2 separate regions of the Homo sapiens genome follow, and region 2 is linked to region 1. The links are chromatin loops, found by intact Hi-C in ENCODE. Cell type or tissue: heart left ventricle. All regions are shown on one strand. Each heading gives the region's core, and the rest is flanking DNA. Links, peaks and the distances in the headings are about the cores only. Region 1 overlaps LPAR1 (lysophosphatidic acid receptor 1). Region 2 has its middle 17 kb from the start of LPAR1.

Region 1 (2,923 bases), core at 112-2,611:
CTGAAAGGTGAGGGGTCAACCAGGAGAGAAAGAAAGAGGTAATCCAGGAGAGAAGGAGAGAGGTTTTCAATAGAAATAGAAATAAAAACAGTTATCAATGTGTGTGTTGCACAGTGAGAAGCCTGGGAATAGTGATATCCCAATAACAATGAGCACACCTAACACTTACATCTTCGTCTCTTAATACCATTCTCTACAGAAAGGTGCCAGGCTCCTTGGAGATATGCCTGTTCCTCAGATTAGGGAAATACATGATGCCTTGGTTACCTTGAGCAGACAGTTAAGACAGCACTTAAAAGAATTATGCAGACATGTAAAAAGGACAAGGAAACTAGTTTGAAAGGTACTCACTGGTCTAATTATTTCTAAGTTTGAAAATGAAAAAGGAATCCGTAAGTTCATTTTAATACAAATAAAAGTTTGACCAAAAAATTGATATTTACAAAGACTCAAACACTTCCCTAGAAAATACTTACCATAAAGTGCAAAATAATAACTGTACAGTAAATAAGTCTGGAAGACATCACTTTAATCAAGTGATCAAAATAACATCACCAATAATGGAGCAAATCAACAGTGTGTGCCACCTGACAAAATGCAATGAGAATATCACTTCTGTCATGTTCCTGCCAAAAGTTTGAAATCTGAATTTAATCAACAGGAAACATGTAACAAACCCACTGAGGAACATTCTACACAATGAACAGCCTATAATCAAGAGATCAAGGGTATAAAAGCCAAGAAAAAAGTTAGAAACTATTCCATAATAAAGTAGACTTAGAAAAGACCTAATTATAAATACAGTGCAAGATGATGAGCTGGATCCTTCACTATCAAGGATATTGTTGTGACAATATGGGAAAATTTCAATGGGATCTGATAATTAGATGATAGTAAGATAATAGGGTGAATTTACTGATTTCAGTGGTTGCTTTGTGACTATGTTGAAGAATGTGCTTGTTTGTGAGAAAAACAGAGTATTTGAAGATGTTAGCGCATCAGTGTAAACAATTCACTCTTAATTGACTTAGGGAGATAAAAGCTTCTTCACACTTTTTTACTGTACTTGCAACTTTTCTATAAGTTTGAGGGAGGCAGAGTAGAGGAGGAGGAGAGGAAGGAGCAGGGATAGAAGGAGAAGCAGTCATCTTACATAAAATAATTTTAAGTGGAAGAGAGGGTTCATGTGTCACTACTAACCATAAGAATAGACATCCCCAAGATCTGGCTAAAAGTGACTGTTACAAAGTACATGACTACCCCAGACACATATGTGCCTGATTTTAGAGAAGACAGGAAAAGATGTCTCAAACAAATCACAAACTCTAAGAGGCACGTTGCCAAAAGTCAAATAGGTCTTCTGAAAAAGGAGAAGTCTAGACCACAGTCAACAGCGCAGGCAGCATCGTACCACCAAGTTTAGCTGTGTTTTCAAAAAAGCTAAAGAAATATCATAGTATTAGAAAGACACATTTATGTTAAACACAAAACAAAGACAAAGGCAGATGCTCCAGCAATGTGGCCCTAAGTACTTCTGTTTCCAGGATACATGTCACATGAGAAATGTGACGAGGTACCATGTTCTTTGAAGATGGTACATTATGAAATTTCTTCTGCCTACCAGTGAGACTAATCTCTTCCAGATGTTGTTTGGCCCACAATGTGCTATTCAAATATATGAAAGTTTTGTTTATTTTCAAAGTTTGAGAGCCAAATAAGAAACCCAGTTTCCTTCACCAGCCTCTAATTAAACTGGAGATAAAAGCTTAAAAAAAATCAGTATATAACCTAAGTCTAGACTTATACATCCTGCCTGAAGTTTTGAGGTGGGGAGGGGGAAGAAAATAAGACCTGTGGAATACAATCCTAATATCTACTTCAGCATGGGAAAAATAATGAGACGCTTAATTTCATTTCCTTTCCTGCTCCCAGCATATTACCATTCTTCCTCATTGAAAACCCTCTTGGCAATACCTCTCTAAAACAGTAAATATAGAGGGGAATCTAAAGAAAACTAGTATTGTACTAGAGGATGAATTATTCCCAGCTGGGTCGAGGATATGTAAATACTCTGGCTTCCTGAGAAGTCACATACGTGATTTTACCAACTTGAGGGAGCACCAAGAAAGAGCTGGCCTCATTCTTTGATATACAATTCTATGAATAGCATCTCAAATGTTACCACTCTGTTGAAGAAATCAGGAAGTGAAGCAAAGGGAATTAAGTGACTTTTCTCTGTTCACAATGATTTAGTAACTATGAAAATCACCAAAAAAGGGGGGTCCCCTCTCTAACTTATGTGAGTGGTTAACTCCTGTTTTCCTGTTATGAAAGGGTTTAAAATATAATAGCGGACACTTTTAAAAATAATGGCTGAAGTCTTTTATCAGGAAAGCAGTAGAAAATGGAAGGGAAAAGGAGCCTCTTTTTTAATAAACTATGAGGAGATAGTAAAACCACAAAGTAGCCACAAAGCCCCTATGTCTGAGACATGACCTAAAAACCAACCGGAGACCTAAAAACAGCTGTGAGGCCCCACTTGAAAGACTTCTATCTGCTAATGGGCCTGAAAGATGCTGTCCTACATGTCCAGAAAAACACAGTGGGATAGTCCAAATATGTAGAGAATGGAGAATATCACACAGAAAACTTCTAACTAGTGTGAAAAGGGATTTGATGACCACTCCAAAAAAGAGATAAGGCATTATGACATTAGAAAGGGAATTCTGGGCTGGGTGTGGTGGCTCAAGCCTGTAACTCCAACACTCTCCGAGGCCAAGGCAGGACAATCACTTGAGACCAGGGGTTCGAGACCAGCCTGGCCAACATAGCAAGATGCCATCTCTACTTAAAAAATAATAATAAATATAAAAATATTTTTTAAAGGAAAGGAATTCTGATACAAAAGGAGTCCGCTTACAAA
Region 2 (2,923 bases), core at 138-2,637, 60 kb after region 1:
TATGAGGTACATTAGCAAGACTGGCAGAGGTGTTCACTGAGGGTTTAGAGAATTAGCCTGTATAATAAGGGAATAAGAGGGTGAGTACTATTTTTGGTCCTGAGACCAACTATTGTGATGAAGCCTGACATTCATCCTGCTAGTCTTCCTCTTCTAAGTTTTCCTGCAGGCAAAGAGGCCCATCAGACACTTGGAGGTGCTGCTACCTCAACAAGTTTGGGGAAATAGCTCCACACGGAGCAAGGGGTGGACTATTGAAGACATGGAAATGTGCCATTCAGATCCCTTTCAAGAAAACACACTGACCAGCTGCAAAGAATGTAGTTAGCTAATAGCCCATGGTATTTAGCGCCTTCAGGGTCCTGTGTAGCTTTGGAAGTGGGTTCATATTCCTCTCGGGGCATCCTTTCAGCCAATGAATGAGCAAAGAGGTGATAGCTGAGATTATGCTCTTCTCATGGTGTACCATGCCCAATGACTGAGCAAGGGCCTAATAAGTAGCTTCTCTAATGGGCCACCTTTTTCCCAAGATCCACGTCGGGATAGCAAAGACTTTGTAGGGTCTGCATCATGATCTGTTGGCATCCCCTGCCCTATCCTGCTTCTCAACCTTTTCCTTTCACAGATGTTACTCCCCAGTGAACCGTTTGCACTCCTAAATCTCCCCCATCTACTTCCTGAGAACTCACCCTACAACAAGTCTTTTCCATAGCTACTATTCTATTTATCTTTAAATAATTTTTATGTAATAATCTTTTTGTTGAGATTTCAAATTGCCTGAACTGAAATTGTTAATGGTATTTGCTTACTGTATTTTACCCATTTGTTTACCCTAGTACTGTAGATACTTTTTAAAAAAATAATTTGCAAAATCAGATCCAGGATGTATTTATCAATGCTGTTCATTTTACTGTTGTGTATCTCATTAATTATTTTGCTTACAGTCAAATCCTTGGGTTTAACTACTGACTTCCTTGGGTTTATGTTGTTATCCTCTTTCCTTTCTGGTGCTGAACGCTCAGTTTATTTTTTTCTTCCTTTTTAATAATTATCTTTATTATTTATTTACTGGGACAGAGTCTTACCCTGTTACCCAAGCTGGAGTGCAGTGGCACAATCATAGCTTACTGTAACCTCGAACTAGACTCAAGCAATCCTTCCATCTCAGCCTCATGAGTAGCTAGGACTACAGGCACGTGTCACCACACCTGGCTAAATTTACTTTTTAATTTTTTGTAGAGATGGGGTCTCACTACATTGCTGAAGCTGGTCTTAAACTCCAGCCTTGAAGCGATTCTTCCTCCTGGGCCTCACAAAGCACTGGAATTACAGACATGAGCTGCCGCACCCAGCCCTTAATACTACTTTTTAAATGCTCTCAACTTAGTACACAACTCAGTTGCTTGGACTAATCTTCACATTTTTCAACACGGCCTGCTGGGTGGTTGCTATGGTCTGAACATTTGTGTCACCCACAAATTTATATGTTGAATTCTAATCACCAGGGTGATGATATCAGAAGGTATAGCCTTTGAAAGATAATTAAGTCATGAGGTCTCTGCGCTTAGGAATGGGATTAGTGCCTTTGGAAAAGAGGCCTCAAAGAGATGCCCTGACCCCTTTCACATGTGAAGACACAGCAAGAAGGTACCATCTGTGAACCAGGAAATGGGCCCTCATCAGACACCAAATCTGCTGGTGCCTTCATCTTGAACTTCCCAACCTCCAGAACTGTTTTAAATAAATTTCTTTTGTTTAAAAGCTACCCATTTTAGTGTATTTTACTATAGCAGCCCAAATGCACTCCAGCAATGATCTATATTTTAGTCTCAGCACATCTTTAAATGTTTTTTTCTCTTAAAAAGCTATGTTGGAACTAAGAAACCCTTCAAATCTACACAAATAGGTCTTTGTGTAATAGGATTATAAATAAGTATATAAACCTTCATAAAATAGGTTCAGGAAAGTTTTCCTCTACCATATATTTAATTGTGGCTTTTGTTCATTTCAGTCTCCTTCAAGAACAGCCTTATCCATATATTGAGATCTCTGTTCTCCATTCAGTCAGTCACTTGTCATTTTTATCTCTTTGCCTTTCCCCACTGCATCCTAGGAGAGCTTATAAACTGTAAAATCCACATTGCTATTATCCAGAACATTTTTCTCTTCAATTACTCCAATATAGATTTTATTTAGAATGCATTTTAATTTTTCTTGCATGTCTCCCTTTTGTCTTCCATTTTCTTTTTCATCTTATCTGGTTATCTTTTTTAAAAAAATCTCTCATGCTGTTAACATTTTGTACCAACCTACCCTTTTCACAACCTGCCTGTTCCAATTTCTTTAAAACCACTTTTTTGCACTCCATTAAATATACCTACCTCAGTATCTAGCACTTTCTAGTTATACAGTAAATATTTGTGGAATTAATTAATTTTAAATGAACAATTGAACCTTAGACTGTAGGTCAAGTTCCATAGTAAATGGAAAAGATACTATGCTAACAAAATTGGCAGTGCATCCAAAAGAAAACAAAATGTCTTTGCTTTTTGTGTTCCAGTTTTATCCAAAGTCCGTTTTTAAGGTGTAGTTTAAAAAAAGTATCCAAAATTTAAACCTGTTTAATAAAAATAACTGATTATCATTAATACTGGATCCAGCCTATGTAATAAGGCACTTCTTTTAAAAAAAATTGCCTTGAAGAAAAAATTTCTTTCTGAAACATTGAAACCTCCTTCTGCTCACTTTCTTGCACTCTATGAATGTATTTGAAGCTTCTTCTTTTTGTGTTTTGCTGGGAAAAGGTCCAAATTTGAAATATTAACAATAGCACAGTTTAAAAAAAAAAAAAAAAAAGGAAAGAAAACTCTTTTGGTCATTTTAACCAGCCACAAGTGGCCAGCGTAAACTTCCTTCATGAAAG

The links. Hi-C counts contacts between places; a loop is a spot of excess contacts. Peaks named below come from ENCODE experiments on the same cell type or tissue, not always from the same donor. Only the 100,000 strongest peaks of a DNase experiment are listed, where the experiment ranks them.
Region 2: it touches region 1 in a loop (4-fold over the local background); 2 of 110 quality-filtered maps call a loop at or near these places.

Annotation. Positions count from the first base shown.
Region 1 is chr9:110,993,546-110,996,468 of GRCh38, forward strand. The region is part of intron 2 of LPAR1 (lysophosphatidic acid receptor 1); the gene reads right to left. Among named protein-coding and RNA genes, the nearest start is that of LPAR1, 43 kb to the right of the region's middle. In heart left ventricle, for the core only: no CTCF peak of the experiment used is centred there; no DNase peak of the experiment used is centred there; H3K27ac peaks cover 1,411 bases.
Region 2 is chr9:111,053,765-111,056,687 of GRCh38, forward strand. No RefSeq gene overlaps it. Among named protein-coding and RNA genes, the nearest start is that of LPAR1, 17 kb to the left of the region's middle. In heart left ventricle, for the core only: no CTCF peak of the experiment used is centred there; no DNase peak of the experiment used is centred there.